Linked DNA regions of Homo sapiens: region 1 is linked to region 2. Evidence: chromatin loops called from intact Hi-C (ENCODE). Cell type or tissue: Panc1. All regions are shown on one strand. Each heading gives the region's core, and the rest is flanking DNA. Links, peaks and the distances in the headings are about the cores only. Region 1 overlaps LOC105377134 (a long non-coding RNA gene). Region 2 has its middle 230 kb from the start of LIPI.

The links. A loop is a pair of places that touch in the nucleus more often than their neighbours do. Peaks named below come from ENCODE experiments on the same cell type or tissue, not always from the same donor. Only the 100,000 strongest peaks of a DNase experiment are listed, where the experiment ranks them.
Region 1: a loop joins it to region 2, with 23 times the contacts of the local background. A loop is called at or near these places in 2 of 110 quality-filtered maps.

What each region holds. Positions count from the first base shown.
Region 1 is chr21:14,060,501-14,070,566 of GRCh38, forward strand. All of the region lies in intron 1 of LOC105377134 (a long non-coding RNA gene), which reads left to right. It also overlaps the pseudogene ANKRD20A18P. Among named protein-coding and RNA genes, the nearest start is that of LIPI, 150 kb to the right of the region's middle. In Panc1, for the core only: a CTCF peak has its summit at 3,177; no DNase peak of the experiment used is centred there; H3K4me3 peaks cover 1,772 bases; H3K27ac peaks cover 375 bases.
Region 2 is chr21:13,976,639-13,986,901 of GRCh38, forward strand. It overlaps the pseudogene ANKRD20A11P. Among named protein-coding and RNA genes, the nearest start is that of LIPI, 230 kb to the right of the region's middle. In Panc1, for the core only: no CTCF peak of the experiment used is centred there; no DNase peak of the experiment used is centred there.

The DNA.
Region 1 (10,066 bases), core at 1-8,000, 82 kb after region 2:
ACCACCACCAGCCACAGTGAGGCAAGCCACTGGGCCGCAGGCTCTAGCCTCCAGCAGCTGGGCAGGGAGCAGCTCTTGCTGATGGCGGCCTGCTACCACTCCAACCACGCTGCTGTCTCCATGGCCATCTTCTTTGACTACAAAAGAATAAAACTAGGTATCAATAAGAAGAGTAATTTTGGAAACCATACAGTCACATGGAAGTTAAACAGTACGCTCCTGAATGAATGACTAGTCTTAGTATCAATGAAGATACTAAGATGGAAATTGAAAAATTTCATGAAACAAATGGTAATGAAGACACAATATACCAAAACTTATGATATGCCAAAAACAGTACAAAGGAAGAGATTCATAGCTGTAAGTGCCTACCATCCAAACAGAAGAAAAACTTCAAATAAACCATACATCTTAAAGAACTAGTAAAGTAAGAACAAACTAAACCCAAAATAAGAAAAGAAATAATAAAGATCATAGCAGAAATAAAATTGAAGTTAAAAAAATACACAATATTAAACAAAAAGTTGGTTTTCTGGAAAGCTACACAAAACTGACAAACTTTTAGCCAGGCTGACTAAGAAGAAAGAGAGAAGATTCAAATAAATAAAATCAAAAAATAAAATAGGAGACATTACAACTGATACTTCAGAAATTCAAAGGATCTTAACTGGCTATTATATGCCAATAAATTGGAAAGCCTAGTAGAAATCCTAGACGCATACAACCTACCTAGTTTGAACAGTGAAAACATCCAAGACCAGAACAGATTGGTAACAAGTAATGAGATCGAAACCATCAGAAAAAGTCTCCCAGTAAAGAAAATCCAGGAACTGATGGCTTCACTGCTGATGGCTTCACACCACACATTTACAGACCTAGTACCAATCCTACTCAAACTATTTTGAAAAACAGCAGGGAATACTTCCAAACTTATTCTGTGGGGCCATTATTACCCTCATACCAAAATCAGACAAAGACATCAAAGAAGGAAACTACAGGCCAGTATCTCTAATATTGGTGCAAAAATCCTCAACAAAATACCAGCAAATCAAATTCAGCAATACATTAAAAAGATAATTCATCAGGATCAAGTGGGATGTATCCCTGGGATGCAAGGGTCATTCAACACTCAATGTGATACATCATATCAACCAAATAAACGACAAAACAGTATGATTATGTCAACTGAAACTGAAAAAGCATTTGATGAAATTCAGCATTCCTTCATGTTATAAGTCCTCAAAAAACCAGGTACAGAAGAAACATACTGCAACATAATAAAAACCACATGAGAGAGACTCACAGCTAGAATCATATGGAATGGGGGAAAATGGAAAGCTTTTCCTCTAAGATCTGGAACATGATAAGGATGCCCACTGTCACCACTGTTACGTAACATAGTACTGGAAATCCTAGCTAAAGCAATCAGTGCAGCCCCTGATATGGCCCCCAACCCACCTTGCCCGCTGCCACCAGCAGTGTAGCCCCCCGATAGCGCACCCAGCACACCCAAACTGCCCCCTCTTCCCGCACCATGGGCATTGCAGCACCCCATAGTGCCTAAACCCAAACCCCCCCCCGACCCGCACCCCCGAGCAGTGCAGCCCTGGATAGCACCCTTAACCCACCTCACTGCTGCCGGCAATACAGTCTGGGATAGTGCCCCCAACTAGCAGGCCTAGCGGTTTTCTTTCATCCAATCAGAACATAAAGTCCAGGAACCTGGCTTGCATAACCTCAGTATATAAAGCATGCTAAGGGGGAGTTGCGCCATTGCAGGCTGTTGTACCTCAGCGTTCCCAGCCTCTCAGTTCGCACCTTAGAGAAGGCGAAAGCAGAGTCCCCCGCCACACGCTGGGGGCTGGAGGCTGGATCCTGTGGCACCAGGGCTTGCCTCTGCATAGTGTGTGGTGGTGATGGAGACAGGCGACTGGCAGCGAGAGCTGTTCCTTGCCTGGATACAGGAAGGGAAAGAGGAGGCACCTACCACAGGCTGGAGGCTAGAGTCTGTGGGACTGCGGCTGGCCTCGCTGGCTCGCCTCGCTGCTGTGGGTGGCAGCAGCGGACACTGCAGCCGGCCAGAGCGTAGAAAGGTGATGGGGTAGATGCGCTATCCCGGGCTACATTGCCCGCGGCCGGGGGCTGCTAGGGGTGTTATTCCGGGCGTCACTACTTTAGGTGTGCTATCCCGGGCTGCGCTGCCCGCAGCAGCGGGGGGGGGGGTAGGTTGGGGGCACTATCCTGGGCTGTATTGCCAGCAGCAGTAGGGCTGGTTGGGGGCCCTATTGGGTGCTACACTGCCCGCGACAGGGGGCGGGTTAGGGCCGCTACTGTGGTTACACTGCCGGCGGCGCCGGGGTGGGGGGACTGGTCTGGGTGCTGACTGGTCTGGCTTCATTGCCCATAGTGGGGTGGGGGGTGGTATGGGGGCTGCACCGCCTGCGGCGGGGGGCTTGTTGGGGGCGCTATCTGGGGCTGCAGTGCCCCCCGCAGGGGATAGGTTAGGGGGAGTATCCCGTGATACACTGCAGGTGGAGTGGGGCGGGAAAGGGGGGTACAGGGAGGTGATTGGAGGGGGTGGTTTCAGGCGCTATCGCGGGCCAGACTGCTCATGATAGAGGGGGGCGTTGGGTGCGCTATTGGCTACACTGCCAGCGGCAAGGGACAGTTTGGGGGCGATACCCCTCCAGTGGTGGGTGGGCAGGTGTGATGGGTTGTGGGCACCATTAGGGGGCTGTACTGTGGTCAGTGGGAGCGAGTTAGGGGAGCTATCAGCTGCTGCACTGCCTGTGGCGGGAGTCAGGTTTGGTGCGCTATCGGGACCATATTCTCGGTAGTGGCATACGGGTTAGGGGAGCTGTCGGGGGCTAAGCCGTCCACGGGGGGTGCGGGTTGGGTGCGCTATCCAGGGCATCACACCCCGCAGCTGGGGTATGGTTGGGGGTGCTCTTCGCTATCTGGGACTGCATTGCCCATCGTGGGGAGCGGGTTGGGGGCCTTAAGGATCCGTGGCTGCACTATTCACGGCGGGGATCAGGTTGCAGCGCTTTCTGGGGCGTCGCTGCCCGCGGCAGGGGGGTTGGTTGCGGGTCCAATCCGTGGCTGCATGGCCCACGGCAGGGGGCAGGTTGGGGGAGTTATCTGGTGCTGCAACGTCTGAGGCGGGGACGGGTTGGGGGCGCTGTTGGGTTCTACGCTGCAGCGGCGAGGGGAGGGTGTTAGGGGCGCCATCCCGGGTCCAACAGCTGGCGGCGGGTTAGGGGCGCTATCGGGGTGCCCTGAAGGACACTCTGGTGGCCGCGAAGTGCCCTTGCCAGCACCCGATCTCCCTTCCGAGGAGAAGCAGGGCGGGCCGCAAGGCCAGACAGGCCATCCTCCTCAGGCCGGGCTGGCTGAGCGCGTGCGATTCTGGGGCTGCCCAGGCGAGCCCAGGAGAACCGGCGAGCCCAGCGGCGCCTGCCCGCAGCTGCACCCCCACCTGCCAGCGCGTGCCGCTTCCCAGCGACTTCCGGGAGCCCGGCGGCCACCGCGGTGCAGGCGCGCGCCCAACGGCTTTGCCAGGCTCACTCGGTCTGAGAGGTCGGAGGCTGCGAGTGTCGTTGCTGAAGGCTGTAGTGGACCGGGCTGGATCGCGGATTTTGGAGATCATAGATATCGGATCGCGGATTGGGAGTTGGATCTCGGATTGGGGGTTGGATCGGGGATTTGGGGTTGGATAGGTGATTTGGGGCTGGGTCGGCGGGGGCGGGGGGTGGTAGTGAAAAGGTGACAGGGAGCTGCCCCCTCTCAAGAGCCGGTGATTGGGGGTCTGAGAAGTCACCACCATGAAGTTGTTCGGCTTCGGGAGCCGCAGGGGCCAGATGGTCCTGGACTCCATAGACCACGTCTACACGGCTTCCGGGTACCGAATCCGGCACTCCGAACTGCAGAAGATCCACAAGGCGGCTGTCAAGGGCGACGCCACGGAGGTGGAGCGCTGTCTGGCGCGCAGGAGCGGAGACCTGGACGCCCTGGACAAGCAGCAAAGGTAGCGGGGGCTCAGCCCGGGGTGGGAGGGGGTCCCCAGGCGCGGCTTTCCGGCAGCCCCTGGGACGGGGGCCTTGGAGGTCGCCGGGCACCCTCTGAGCGGCGGAGCCAAACGGACCCTGAGCTGTTTTCCATCCCTTATAATTCCCTGGCTGGAGCAGTTGGTGGAGAATTTGAGTGATTTAACTCACAAATTTAAGCATATACAGTGTTGTTATTTTTAACGTACACGTTTAAAACATGGTATATATACATTATAGGAGGTGCCTGATGAGAGAACTCATTTCCCTCTCAAAAATACCGTGAGTTATTTTCAGTAGGCGAAAAGTTCTCAGATAAAACTGTCCGTTTTACATCCGTATCCCCCTGTGTAGGTAGGTTCTTTACTGAAGGTTCTTAGAGAGAAACTTGGAAGTGGGAGGTGGCTTCTGTGTTCTTGAATGGGAAGGCACATTTTTCCCAACATGTGAGCTCTTTCTGTGTTAATCAGTTTTACATAGACCGAATGAAAATATCAAGGTTTTAAGATTTTTGTATGACACCTGCTGTCTTTCGCTATTGTGATGACATTTTAAAAAATTTCATAATGGAGTGAAAAAACACTTGCTCCTCTAGATAGCAAAATGTGCTATTAATTTCTACAATTAATTGTTTACTAACAGCTGAAAAGACAGATAAACGCATGGAACAGAATAGGCAACCCAGAAACACTAAAATTATGTAAGATATACATAAGGATTGATGAGTAGGAAAGGATGAATTATTAATAAAAAAAGTCTGCTGTTTGAAGAAAACTAATGAAATTTTATGTCACAAACAAAGTTCCTGATGGAATACAGATTGAAATTTTTACATATGCAAATGAGTAAAGTACCAGAAGAAAACACAAACGCTTATTTTGCAGGTACACTTTATGTTGACAAAAGCCTTCCTAAGAATGACCTCATAAGCAGACATTCTGAAGGTTGATTTAGCAAACTAAAAATTAAAACTGCCTGTGTTTCAGAAAAAAAAAACAACAAAAGAGAACTTACTTGAAAAATATTAACTATATTATATATATATTCAAATGAAATGTATGTTTTCATTTTATAGGGAATTCATTATATATATATATATATATATATATATATATATATATATATATATTTTTTTTTTTTTTTTTTTTTTTTTTTTTTTTTTTTTGAGTCAGAGTCTCACTTCTTTGCCCAGGGTGGTGTCCAATGGCACAATCTTGGCTCACTGCAACCTCTGCCTCCCGGGTTCAAGCAATTCTCTTCGCTCAGCCTCCCAAGTAGCTGGGATTACAGGCAGGTGCCAGCATGCCTGGCTAACTTTGGTATTTTTAGTAGAGAGGGGCTTCACCATGTTGGCCAGGCTGGTCTCGAACTCCTGAGCTCAAGTGATCTGCCTGCCTCAGCCTCTCAAAGTGCTGGGATTACAGGCATGAGCTACGGTGCCCGGCCTATATTGTTTATTATGTATCGTATGATATATATATTATTGATACATATACCATATATATTATTACAGATATAATCTGTAATATATATATCAGTTGTATATACACATTAGATGAAAAGTTGTATGTATATATACACATTAGATGAAAAGTACATTTTCATTTTACAGGGAATTCTTTCAAATCTAATCATCAAAAACTCTAAAACTGGGCAAAGTACTTTTTTCCAGATCTACAAGTTACTTGTGTACGTAGGAAAAAGTCCTTCACATTTCTAGTATAAGAATTTAAAATAAAAGAGGAATGAAACAGTTTTCTATCCACAATATTTGTGAGGATGTTTTACACTCCTGCTTAAAGTCTAAGTTGCTGATTACTTTTCAAATAGGTAATTTGGTGGTAAGTACTACATTTAAAAAATATGTATGCCCTTTACCCATCAATTCCATTATACTAAAACACACTTAGGAAATAAAGATACATGCACTTTATTTTTTGCAACACTTATTTTAAAAAGAACCCATAGAATGGATCCTATAAATAAATTTCAGTTGCATCCGTAGGATGGAATAATATGTGACCGTTGAAGGTGGCAATAGATACAGAAGTACATTGATGTGTGAAGATGTATTTTGTTATAGCTAGCGAGGAAAAAAAATCAGTTAAATTATACATACACACAAATATACTATGGTCTTGTTTTAGCAAAAAATATGTACAAAATATAAAATTTGTAATTTCTGAGCAATTGTATTTTAAGTAAAGTTCTTTTCCTTTTTCTTATCTGTGATTGCTGCAGTGAGCGTGTACAAAGCTTCTAGTAAAGTTTATTAATAAAGGAATAATCCTTGGGAAGAGAGGAATATGAATCTTACAATATTAAAAATAATTTCTCGCTTTCTATTTTTATCATTATTTTGTGTATTGTTATCTTCTTTGAACTTTTAGCCTCTTCAGAAGTAAAAAGGGAATGTTTTTATCTGTTTCCAGATTTTATTTTCTGTATATATTATTATGAACATGGTTTTCTTATATATTCACTCAATTTATGCAAACAATGATAGATTAATAATTTCATTTCAATTGTATTCTTTAAAAATAAAAATAATATATAAATACTATTGCAAAAATATTGCTTTATAGGAGTTTATTTAAAAATATCGATCTCCCCAACTGTATTTATCCATTCTTTCATTCCATTTATTCATCAAACATAACCTGAGTACCTGTTATGTAGCAGACATATTCTACTATCTCTCAGGACGCTTCTATCCTTAAAAACTACATGTTTACCTGCCCTGCCTGCACAAGCTGAGAGATTTAATATAGGAATATTGGGACTTAATCTCCTTGAAACTTTATCTCCCACCTTTCAAACAAAAGCATTTCTGAACTTAGAAAATAGTAGAAGATAACCTTTAACTGCTCTTTGAAAAGTTTATCAGTCTTAAATACTAATATTAATCATTGGAAAGTGTTATTTGCATATATTCTGTAAGTATTATAAGTATTGAATAAAATGAGCCATGTGTATTCATTTGAATCATGAGTTTCCTTTGGCTTCAATTTGTTTGAAAATGAAGGAATTAATTTTTTTAAAAAAATGCATTATTGTTATTTCAGTGCTCTTTCCCCATAGTACCTTTAAGAACTAAAATGTATTTAAGTGCCAGTTATATGCCTAGAACTGCCCTAGACCTGCTGAGTATACCATATTCTACTTAATGTAAGGTCTCATGGATTGTGTGATACCCCGCTATTTTATATATCAATAAGATAATTTTTAAAGTGCTACCAATTATAGTTATAATAATATAAGTGGCATTCCAATGTCAGAGGTATTAAAATGTGACCTACTCTTTAAGCCATCCTGCAAAGTAGGTGTAATTGTATCTTTTACCTAATTAAAATGTTTTTGTTAAGTAGTAATAGTAACAATTATAATATCTGGCTGGGTGCAGTGACTCACACCTGTAATCCCAGAACTTTGGGAGGCTGAGGTGAGAGGATTGCTTGATGCCAGGAGTTTGAGACCATCCTGGGCAACAAAGTGAGATTCTTACTCTACAAAAATTTTTAAATAGCTGGGCATGCTGGTGCACATCTGTAGTCCCAGCTACTCAGGAGGCTGGGGATGGAAGATCGCTTGAGCCCAGGAGTTCCAGGCTGCAGTGAGCTATAGTTACATCATTGCACTCCAGCCTGGGCAAAAGAGTGAGACTTGTCTCAAAAACAAAAATCTTACAATTATTGAGTTGTAGGAACTATTCTAAATACATAGCTTCTCATTTAAGCATCACGATGGTGTCCTATGAGATAGCTACTATTGTCATCTTCATTAATGAGGAAGTTGAGGCACAGAAAGGCTAAGAAATAGTTGGTAAGTGACAGGGTTTAAAGTAGGACTCAAACCCTAATTGAACTGAATCCAAAGACTGAGCTCTTTCTATTCAAATAGGCTGCTGTTTTCATTAAGGCAATGAGCAATCAGAGCTAGTAAGTATTGTACTTTCTTCAAAAAAAAAAAATAAGTATTTGTTTTGAAGGCAGAGGAAAAACATGCTATTCATTTTTTACAGTTACATGAATGATTGTATGTTTTGAGATGTTGCACTACAGTTTCCTGAAAAGTCCTCTTACTCTCATAGAACTGCTCTACATTTGGCCTGTGCCAGTGGCCATGTGAAAGTGGTCACTCTCCTGGTTAACAGAAAATGCCAGATTGATATCTGTGACAAAGAAAATAGAACACCTTTGATACAGGTATATTAGAGCCAACTCTTTTAGCATGACATGGATTTGATTTGCATACATAGAATTAAAATAAATTGATCTCATTTACATATAACTAGTTGGTGAAACCTGTGGAATGTGTATTTTGAATTCTTGGAATTTACAATCTATTTCTTGGTCTAATACGGACAGGCTGTCCATTGCCAGGAAGAGGCTTGTGCTGTTATTCTGCTGGAACATAGCGCCAATCCAAACCTTAAGGATATGTACGGCAACACTGCTCTCCATTATGCTGTGTATAGTGAGAGCACCTCACTGGCAGAAAAACTGCTTTTCAATGGTGCAGATATTGAAGCACTGGACAAGGTATAGATCAATCAACTTTCTTCCCAAAATATTTGTTTTAACATTGACATAGGTAAGGGTCATTTTTTTATATTTGGAAGCTCAACCATTCCCTGAATGCAAATGCAAATTATTTTGAAATAATTGTCTAAGATTTTATTTTAAATATTGATACTTTTAAAGGAGCATTAAAGGGTATGGCTTTATAAAATGCACTTTGGAAAATATTTGTGAATTTGTTAAAGGTAAAACTTTTTCAACTTTTTTTCTGTGGAGGGTTATTCTTTCCTCCCCCCCCCCCCCCCAGTTAGTGTAAAACAACACAGGAAAGAAATTATGCCCTGGAAATAGGCTTTATCTTAAAACTCAAACAAAACTAAAGCAACTTACAATAAGTGGATATGTTGCTGCTGCTAATTTTCTGAAAAACCGATGTATCATCTCTCAGTGGCACAAGGCTTAACAGGGGAAAATGGGAAGGGAAAAGGAGAGCAATCAGAAATATGCAGGTCACTTGGAAATTAGGTAATGAGCGAAAATGCCAAGAATAGTTTTTTTTTTTTCTCTTAGTTTGTTGTTCTTCCAGTTTATGCCTAAAACTTAAAGTATAGTAATAATAATAATAATAATAAAAGCACCCCCAAAGCAACCAACCAATCCAAGAAAAAATACGTCTCAGGGTTCTGTTGGTCCTCTTGCATGGGCGGCCCTGCCCCCCTGTTCTGGCCTGGCTCAAGCACCCTCCACCCTACCCCAGCCTGCTGGAAGGAGCTCTGTCTACCAGAGCAGAGGGCTCCCTCTCCCAGGCTCTATCACTCTGGCTCTCTAGCTCTCTCACCCTCTCTCTATTTCTCTTATTTCCCCTCCATCTCATGCTCTTTCTGTCACTCTCTCTCTCTCCTTCCTGTCTCTCTCTATATCGTGGTCTCTCTCCCTCAGTTTCTATCTCTCCATCCTCTTTCCCTTGCTCTCCTTCAAGCTGTATCTTTGTGTATCTGTGTGTGTCTGTGTCTGTGTGCCCGCGCGCATGCACCCATGTGTGTCTGTGGGTGTGGGTTTGCTCGTGGTGGTGGTGAGGTGTGTCTGGCTGTCCATCAGCCTCTCTCTCCTGGGATCAGTCTGCCAGCTCTAGTGGCAGCGCCGGGCAAAGCAGCTCCTCCCACTCACTTGGCCACGGGCCATGTCCTTGTCGGGACAAGCGACGCTGTTAGTGACATTGTGAGAGAAAGGGCTCGTAGGGCTAGGGCGGCTGTTCACCCCTGGGCAGCCCTGGTAGCTCTGGGTGGGTGAGGAAAGAGGGGGCCTTGCAGGTGGGGCGGCAAGGGAACCAAAACAATCCCTCGGGCGGCAAGGAGGAGGACAGGAGGGTATCCCAGGACCGTGGGCCCAGGGCCCTGAGGGCTGGGAGCACAAACTGTCCTGAGCAGGCGCGATGTGGTGGAAGCTTGGGAGCTCAGGAGCCTGGGGAAGGCCTGGAGCGTCGGAAGAATGGAGGCCACC
Region 2 (10,263 bases), core at 2,264-10,263:
GTTCTTAAAGGTACTATGGGGATAGAGCACTGAAATAACAATAATGCATTTTTTAAACAAATTAATTCCTTGATTTTCAAACAAACTGAAGCCAAAGGAAACTCATGATTCAAATGAATACATACGGCTCATTTTATTCAATATTTATACTTACAGAATATATGCAAATAAGACTTTCCAATGATTAATATTAGTATTTAAGACTGATAAACTTTTGAATGGGCAGTTAAAGGTTATCTTCTACTATTTTCTAACTTCAGAAATGCTTTTGTTTGAAAGGTGGGAGATAAAGTTTCAAGGAGATTAAGTCCCAATATTCCTATATTAAATCTCTCAGCTTGTGCAGGCAGGGCAGGTAAACATGTAGTTTTTAAGGATAGAAGCGTCCTGAGAGATAGTAGAATATGTCTGCTACATAACAGGTACTCAGGTTATGTTTGATGAATAAATGGAATGAAAGAATGGATAAATACAGTTGGGGAGATCGATATTTTTAAATAAACTCCTATAAAGCAATATTTTTGCAATAGTATTTATATATTATTTTTATTTTTAAAGAATACAATTAAAATGAAATTATTAATCTATCATTGTTTGCATAAATTGAATGAATATATAAGAAAAACATATGTACATAATAAAATATATAGGTAATAAAATCTGGAAACAGATAAAAACATTCCCTTTTTACTTCTGAAGAGGCTAAAAGTTCAAAGAAGATAACAATACACACAATAATGATAAAAATAGAAAGTGAGAAATTATTTTTAATAATGTAAGATTCATATTCCTCTCTTCCTGAGGATTATTCCTTTATTAATAAACTTTACTAGAAGTTTTGTACATGCTCACTGCAGCAATCACAGATAAGAAAAAGGAAAAGAACTTTACTTAAAATACAAATGCTCAGAAATTACAAATTTTATATTTTGTACATATTTTTTGCTAAAACAAGACCATAGTATGTTTGTGTGTATGTATAATTTAATTGATTTTTTTCCTCACTAGCTATAACAAAATACATTTTCGCACATCAATATACTTCTGTATCTATTGCCACCTTCAATGGTCACATATTATTCCATCTTATGGATGCAACTGAAATTTATTTATAGGATCCATTCTATGGGTTCTTTTTAAAATAAGTGCTGTGAAAAATAAAGTGCATGTATCTTTATTTACTAAGGGTGTTTTAGTATAATGGAATTGATGGGTAAAGGGCATACATATTTTTTAAATGTAGTACTTACCACCAAATTACCTATTTGAAAAGTAATCAGCAACTTAAACTTTAAACAGGAGTATAAAACATCCTCACAAATATTGTGGATAGAAAACTGTTTCATTCCTCTTTTAATTTAAATTCTTATACCAGAAATGCGAAGGACTTTTTGCTATGTACACAAATAACTTGCAGATCTGGAAAAAAGTACTTTGCCCAATTTTAAAGTTTTTGATGATTAGATTTGAAAGAATTCCCTGTAAAATGAAAATGTACTTTTCATCTAATGTGTATATATACATACAACTTTTCATCTAATGTGTATATATAACTGATATATATATAACAGATTATATCTGTAATAATATATATGGTATATGTATCAGCAATATATATATCATATGATATATAATAAACAATATAGGCTGGGGACGGTAGCTCATGCCTGTAATCCAAGCACTTTGGGAAGCCGAGGCAGGCAGATCACTTGAGCTCAGGAGTTCAAGACCAGCCTGGCCAACATGGTGAAACCCCTCTCTACTAAAAATAGAAAAATTAGCCAGGCATGCTGGCACCTGCCTGTAACCCCAGCTACTTGGGAGGCTGAGCGAGGAGAATTGCTTGAACCCGGGAGGCAGCGGTTGCAGTGAGCCAAGATTGTGCCATTGGACACCAGCCTGGGCAAAGAAGTGAGACTCTGACTCAAAAAAAAAAAAAAAAAAAAAAGAAGAAAAAGAATATAATGAATTCCCTCTAAAATGAAAACACACTTTTCATCTGAATATATATATATAATATAGTTAATATTTTTCAAGTAAGCTCTCTTTTGTTATTTTTTTTCTGAAACACAGGCAGTTTTAATTTTTAGTTTGCTAAATCAACCTTCAGAATGCCTGCTTATGAGGTCATTCTTAGGAAGGCTTTTGTCAACATAAAGTGTACCTGTAAAATAAGCGTTTGTGTTTTCTTCCGGTACTTTACTCATTTTCATATGTAAAAATTTCAATCTGTATTCCATCAGGAACTCATGTTTGTGACATAAAATTTCATTAGTTTTCTTCAAACAGCAGACATTTTTTCGTTAATAATTCATCCTTTCGTACTCATTAATCCTTACGTATATCTTACATAATTTCAGTGTTTCTGGGTTGCCTATTCTGTTCTATGCGTTTGTCTTTTCAGCTGTTAGTAAACAATTAATTGTAGAAATTAATAGCACATTTTGATATCTAGAGGAGCAAGTGTTTTTTCACTCCATTATGAAATTTTTTAAAATGTCATCACAATAGCGAAAGACAGGAGGTGTAATACAAAAATCTTAAAACCTTGATATTTTCATTCGGTCTATGTAAAACTGATTAACACAGAAAGAGCTCACATTTTGAGGAAAATGTGCCTTCCCATTCAAGAACACAGAAGCCACCTCCCACTTCCAAGTTTCTCTCTAAGAACCTTCAGTAAAGAACCTACCTACACAGGGGGATACGGATGTAAAACGGACAGTTTTATCTGAGAACTTTTCGCCTACTGAAAATAACTCACGGTATTTTTGACAGGGGAATGAGTTCTCTCATTAGGCACCTCCTATAATGTATATAAACCATGTTTTAAACGTGTACGTTAAAATTAACAACACTATATGCTTAACTTTGTGAGTTAAATCACTCAAATTCTCCACCAACTGCTCCAGCCAGGGAATTATGAGGGATGGAAAACAGCTGAGGGTCCGTTTGGCTCCGCCGCTCAGAGGGTGCCCGGCGACCTCCAAGGCCCCCGTCCCAGGGGCTGCCGGAAAGCCGGACCTGGGGACCCCCTGCCACCCCGGGCTGAGCCCCCGCTACCTGTGCTGCTTGTCCAGGGCGTCCAGGTCTCCGCTCCTGCGCGCCAGACAGCGCTCCATCTCCGCGGCGTCGCCCTTGACAGCTGCCTTGTGGATCTTCTGCAGTTCCGAGTACCGGATTCGGTACCCGGAACCCGTGTACAGGTGGTCTATGGTGCCCAGGACCGTCTGGCCCCTGTGGCTCCTGAAGCCGAACAACTTCATGGTGGTGACTTCTCAGACTCCCAACCAACTGCTCTTGAGAGGAGGCAGCTCCCTGTCACCTTTTCACCTCCCCGCCCCTGCCCCCGCCGACCCAGCCCCAAATCCCCTATCCAACCCCAAATCCGCAATCCAACCCCCAATCGGCGATCCCAAATCTATTATCTAATCCAAAATCCGCGATCCAGCCCGGTCCACCACAGCCTTCAGCAGCGACACTCGCAGCCTCCGACCTCTCAGACCGAGTGAGCCTCGCAAAGCCTTTGGGCGCGCGCCTGCACCGCGGTGGCCGCCCGGCTCCCGGAAGTCGCTCGGAGGCGGCACGCACTGGCAGGTGGGGCTGCAGCTGCGAGAGGGGGCGGGCCTGGGAACCACCGCGGGTGTGCGGGCCTTGCCATTCTCAAGATTCCTGCGGAAACGCTGTGCGCTGGCTGCGCTCCAGGAGCAGGAGCAGGAGGAGGTCGCCCTCTAGAGTCTGGAGTCTGGGGAGAGGAGGAAGGCTCCTTCTTTGTAGGCCACTGGTGTTGCTGAAACCTCTGCCGCCACCTGCAGGGCACCCCCTGATAGCGCCCCTAACCCGCCGCCAGCTATTGGACCCGGGATGGCGCCCCTAACACCCTCCCCTCGCCGCTGCAGTGTAGAAACCCAATAGCGTCCCGAACCCGTCCCCGCCTCAGACGTTGCAGCACCAGATAACTCCCCCAACCTGCCCCCTGCCGTGGGCCATGCAGCCACGGATTGGACCCCCAACCAACTCCCTCGCCGCTGGCAGTGACGCCCCAGAAAGCGCTGCAACCTGATCCCCGCCGTGAATAGTGCAGCCACGGATCCTTAAGGCCCCCAACCCGCTCCCCACGATGGGCAGTGCCCTCCCAGATAGCGGATAGCACTCCCAACCATCCCCCAGCCGCGGGGTATGATGCCCTGGATAGCGCACCCAACCCGCACCCCCCGCCCCGTGGACAGCTTAGCCCCCGACAGCTCCCCTAACCCGTATGCCACTACCGAGAATATGGTCCCGATAGCGCACCAAACCTGACTCCCGCCACAGGCAGTGCAGCAGCTGATAGCTCCCCTAACTCGCTCCCACTGACCACAGTACAGCCCCCTAATGATGCACACAACCCACCACACCTCCCCACCTGCCACCGGTGGGGTATCGCCCCCAAACTGCCCCTTGCCGCTGGCAGTGTAGCCCCCAATAGCGCACCCAACGCCCCCCTCTATCATGAGTAGTCTGGCCCGCGATAGGGCCTGAAACCACCCCCTCCAATCACCTCCCTGTACCCCCCTTTCCCGCCCCCCCCCCACCTGCAGTGTACCACCGGATACTGCCCCTAACCTATCCCCTGCGGGGGGCATTGCAGCCCCAGATAGCGCCCCCAACAAGTCCCCCGCCGCGGGCGGTGCAGCCCCCAAACCACCCCCCCACCCCACTATGGGCAATGAAGCCAGACCAGTCAGCACCCCGACCAGTCCCCCCACCCCGGCGCCGCCGGCAGTGTAACCACAGTAGCGGCCCTAACCCGCCCCCTGTCGCGGGCAGTGTAGCACCCAATAGGGCCCCCAACCAGCCCTACTGCTGCTGGCAGTACAGCCCAGGATAGTGCCCCCAACCTGCCCCCCCCCCCCCCCGCTGCTGCAGGCAGCGCAGCCCGGGATAGCACACCTAAAGTAGTGACGCCCGGAATAACACCCCTACCGGCCCCCGGCCGCGGGCAATGTAGCCCCGGATAGCGCACCTACCCAATCGCCTTTCTACGCTCTGGCCGGCTGCAGTGTCCGCTGCTGCCACCCACAGCAGCGAGGCGAGCCAGCGAGGCCAGCCGCAGTCCCACAGACTCTAGCCTCCAGCCTGTGGTAGGTGCCTCCTCTTTCCCTTCCTGTATCCAGGCAAGGAGCAGCTCTCGCTGCCAGCCGCCTGTCTCCATCACCGCCACACACTATGCAGAGGCAAGCCCTGGTGCCACAGGATCCAGCCTCCAGCCCCAGCGTGTGGCGGGGGACTCCGCTTTCGCCTTCTTTAAGGTGCGAACGGAGGGGTTGGGAACGCTGAGGCACAACAGCCTGCAATGGCGCAACTCCCCCTTAGCATGCTTTATATACTGAGGTTATGCAAGCCAGGTTCCTGGACTTCATGTTCTGATTGGATGAGAGAAAACCGCTAGGCCTGCTAGTTGGGGGCACTATCCCAGACTGTATTGCCGGCAGCAGTGAGGTGGGTTAAGGGTGCTATCCAGGGCTGCACTGCTCGGGGGTGCGGGTGGGGGGGGTTTGGGTTTAGGCACTATGGGGTGCTGCAATGCCCACGGTGCAGGAAGAGGGGGAAGTTTGGGTGTGTTGGGTGCGCTATGGGGTGGGGGGGCTACACTGCTGGTGGCAGGGGGCGGGGTTGGTTGGGGACCATATCAGGGGCTGCACTGATTGCTTTAGCTAGGATTTCCAATACTATGTTAAGTAACAGTGGTGACAGTGGGCATCCTTATCATGTTCCAGATCTTAGAGGAAAAGCTTTCCATTTTCCCCCATTCCATATGATTCTAGCTGTGAGTCTCTCTCTTGTGGTTTTTATTATGTTGCAGTTATGTTTCTTCTGTACTTGGTTTTTTGAGGATTTATAACATGAAGGAATGCTGAATTTCATCAAATGCTTTTTCAGTTTCAGTTGACATAATCATACTGTTTTGTCGTTTATTTGGTTGATATGATGTATCACATTGAGTGTTGAATGACCCTTGCATCCCAGGGATACATCCTACTTGATCCTGATGAATTATCTTTTTAATGTATTGCTGAATTTGATTTGCTGGTATTTTGTTGAGGATGTTTGCACCAATATTAGAGATACTGGCCTGTAGTTTCCTTCTTTGATGTCTTTGTCTGATTTTGGTATGAGGGTAATAATGGCCCCACAGAATAAGTTTGGAAGTATTCCCTGCTGTTTTTCAAAATAGTTTGAGTAGGATTGGTACTAGGTCTGTAAATGTGTGGTGTGAAACCATCAGCAGTGAAGCCATTGGTTCCTGGGCTTTTTTTTACTGGGAGACTTTTTCTGATGGCTTCGATCTCATTACTTGTTACCGATCTGTTCTGGTCTTGGATGTTTTCACTGTTCAAACTAGGTAGGTTGTATGCGTCTAGGATTTCTACTAGGCTTTCTAATTTATTGGCATATAATAGCCAGTTAAGATCCTTTGAATTTCTGAAGTATCAGTTGTAATGTCTCCTATTTTATTTTTTGATTTTATTTATTTGAATCTTCTCTCTTTTTTCTTAGGCAGCCTGGCTAAAAGTTTGTCAGTTTTGTGTAGCTTTCCAGAAAACCAACTTTTTGTTTAATTTTGTGTATTTTTTTAATTTCAACTTTATTTCTGCTATGATCTTTATTATTTCTTTTCTTATTTTGGGTTTAGTTTGTTCTTACTTTACTAGTTCTTTAAGATGTATGGTTTATTTGAAGTTTTTCTTCTGTTTGGATGGTAGGCACTTATAGCTATGAAACTCTGCCTTTGTACTGTTTTTGGCATATCATAAGTTTTGGTATATTGTGTCTTCATTACCATTTGTTTCATGAAATTTTTCAATTTCCATCTTATATCTTCATTGACCCACTAGTCATTCATTCAGGAGTGTATTATTTAACTTCCATGTGACTGTATGGTTTCCAAAATTCTTCTTCTTATTGATACCTAGTTTTATTCTTTTGTAGTCAAAGAAGATGGCCATGGAGACAGCAGCGTGGTCGGAGTGGTAGCAGGCAGCCATCAGCAAGAGCTGCTCCGTGCCAGGCTGCTGGAGGCTAGAGCCTGTGGCCCAGTGGCTTGCCTCACTGTGGTTGGTGGTGGTGGTGACAGAGACTGCAGCATGACCAGAGTGATAGGATAGGGGCCATCGGGGCTGCACTTTTCACACTGTGGGGTGGGTTGGGGGCACTATCTAGGGTGTCACTGCCTGCACTGGGGGTACTGGTTGGTAGCATTATATGGGGCTGCACTGCCCATGGTGGGGACCATGTTATGGGTGCTCTCTGGGACTGCAATTCCCATAGAGGAGGACAGGTTAGGGCACTATCGGGTATACGCTGCTGGTGGCGTTGGGGGAGTGGAGGTGGGGGGCGCTATTGAGGGCAGGATTAGCCATGGAGGGGGGCAAGTTGGGTACTGTTGGGGGCTGCACTGCTGGTGACGGTCAGCAGAGTTGGCAGTGACAGTGGTGGCATCCAAGGAAGGAGCGGTTCTCCTCTCCCTGGACTCCACACTCCAGAGGGCAACCTACTCTTGCTCATACTGGAGCGTGGCAGACACACAGTGTTTCTGTGGAAATCCTGAGCATGGCAGAGCCCCCATACCCACCGTGGTTCCTGGGCCCATGCACTCTGAGTCTGTGCCACAGAGACTGCCTGGCACCCCCCAGTATGGAGTAGCAGACACCACTGAGGACAGGGCCCTGTATGTGGAGGCATCCGGAACAGGAAGTGGCACCTGGGTGCAGAGGGTTGGCTGGGTCTGAGTTTCTGCTGCTCCTGCTTCCCGAGGAGTGCAGCCCAGGTGGGCCCAGCAGTTCCTGTGGAGTGAGGAGCCAGGCACTGTGGTGTCTCCAGCACCCACCCCAGGTCCCGGTTTCTGGCCAGCTTGGGCCAAAAGGAGAGGCTGGACTTTGAAGGGTGGCTGTGAGTGCCTTCACTGAAACTGGCCCCTGCCACCCAGTGGCTGGCATGACAAAGTGAGGCTCTGACGCTACCACCCCTTGCATCTTCCTCTAGGATTTTCTGGCTTTGCCCTCCCAGCTGCTCCGTGCCAGGAGGAGGAGGAGACACCTGGAGCCTGCAACACCACAGCTCGCTTCTCTGTGGGCTGGTGGTGGCAATGCAGACTGCAGCATCCTGGAGCAGTAGGAGGGCAGGCGGCTGCGGCCAGGGTGGGGGCAGGCCTACAGCAGTGGCCAGGTTGCAGCAGTGGCCAGGTGGTAGGAGCCTTGTAGGGAGGGCCGATGCATTCACAATGGGCCTGGCTATGCCCTGCCCGTGCTGTGGACCTGGCCCTGTACTGCCCTGCCCAGCCTTGCCCTGGACCTGCCCTACCATTACCTGGACTGTCTCAGCCCTGCTCTGCTCTGGTCCCACCCTGGCCCTGTCTTGGCCCTGTGCTACCCTGTCCCTGCTCTGGTCCTGCCCTTGCACTTGCCCTTCCCTGGCTCAGGCCCTGGCTCCATCTCTGCCCTGGACCTTCCCTGAATCTGTGCTGACCCAGCTTTGGCTCTGGCCCTGCCTCCTGTCCTGACCCTGGCCCTGCCATGGCACTGGCCCTGCCAATGGTCATGGTCCTGGTCCTGTCCTGGCCCTGATTTGTCCCAGCCCTGCCTTGGCCTGTCCCTGCCCTGGCCCCACCATGGCCCTGCCTGTTCTGCCCTCTCCTGGCACTGACCTTGCCCTGTCATGGCCCGGCGGTGCCATTGCCCTGCCTTACACTGCCCTGGTTGTGCCCTGGCCCTGCCTGACGCTGGCCGCTCCCTGGACCTGCCCTGACCTTGCCGTGGCTTTTGCCCTGCCCTCGCTATGGCCTGGCTCTGGTCCTGTCCTGGCCCAGCCTCCTGGCCCTGATCCTGGTCCTGCCATATCCCTGGCTCTGCCCTTATCCAGGTCCTGCCCTTGCCTGTGCCCTGGCCCTGGCCTGGAACCTGATCCTGCCAAGGACCTGCCCTGACTCTGCCATGGCCCTGGCCCTGCTCTGCCTTGCTCCTGGCCCTGACCCAGACCCTTTCCTGGTTCTGTCCTGGCCCTGGCCTTTCCCTGGCCCTGAGCTGGCAGTAGTCTGCCCCTGGTCTTGGCACCAACCTGCCCTGCCGTGCTCTGGCTGTGTCATCACCCTGCCCTGGCCCTGCCCTCACCCTACTCTGGCTTTGACCCTGCCCTGGCCCTACCTTGGCTCTCACCCTCGTCTTGGCTACGGCCTGCTCTGGACCTGGCCCTAGCCCAGACCTGGCCCTGACCCTGGCCTTTGTCCTGCCATATCCCTGGCCCTGGCCCTGGCCCTGGCCCTGAAGTGACTAGACCCTGTTTTGGCCTGTCCCTGCTCTGCCCCTACCATTGCCTTGCCCTGTTCTGCCTTGTCCTGGCACTGACCCGGCCATGCCATTGCCCTGCCTTACCCTGCCTTGGCCGTGCCCTGGCTCGGTTCTGGCCCCAGCCCCGCCCTGAACATGCCCTGACACTGCCTCAGCTTTGGCACCAGCCTGGCTCTGCCTTGGCATTGGCCCTGCTCTCTCTATGGACCGGCTCTGGTCCTGTCCTGCACTGGCCATACCATGCCTTGCCCTGACTCAGCCCTGACTCAGCCCTGGCTCAGCTCTGGCCTTGGTGTTGCCCATGGTCCTGCCGTGTTTCTTGCCCTGTCCCTACCCTGGCCCTGGCCCTGACCCTTACCCTGGTCTGGCCCTGCTCGTGCCCTAACGCAGACCCTGGACCTGTCCTGGCCCTGGCCCTTCCTGGCTTGAGACCTTACCCTGGTTCTGCCCTGGCCCTGACCCTGTCCTGACCCTGAAATACTGGCCCTACACTGGTCTTGCACTGCTCTGGTCCTTGCCCTGACTCTGGCCCTGTCACTATCCTAGCCCCAGCCCTGTCGCTGGTCTTACCATGGCCCAGACCCTGCCTTGGCCCTACCCTGACCCTGTCCTGGACTCTGGCTGTGCCAAGAACCTGAACTGTCCTTGCCCTTCTTTTGCTCCTGCCCTGAACCTGGTCCTGCCCAGGCCATGGCCATGGCCCTGTCCCTGCCCTGGTCTTGGCACTGGCCTGGCCCTGCCTTGGCCCTATGCTTTCATGGACCTGTCCTGCGTGCCCTGGCCCTGCCTTGGCCCTAGCCTGGCTTTGACCCTGCCCTGGCCCTACCTTGGCCTTCACCCTAGCCTTGCCTGAGCCCTGTCTTGTACCTGGCTATAGCACAGACCTGGCTGTGGCCCTGGCCCTGCCGTGGCCCTGTCCCAGACCCTGGCCCTGCCA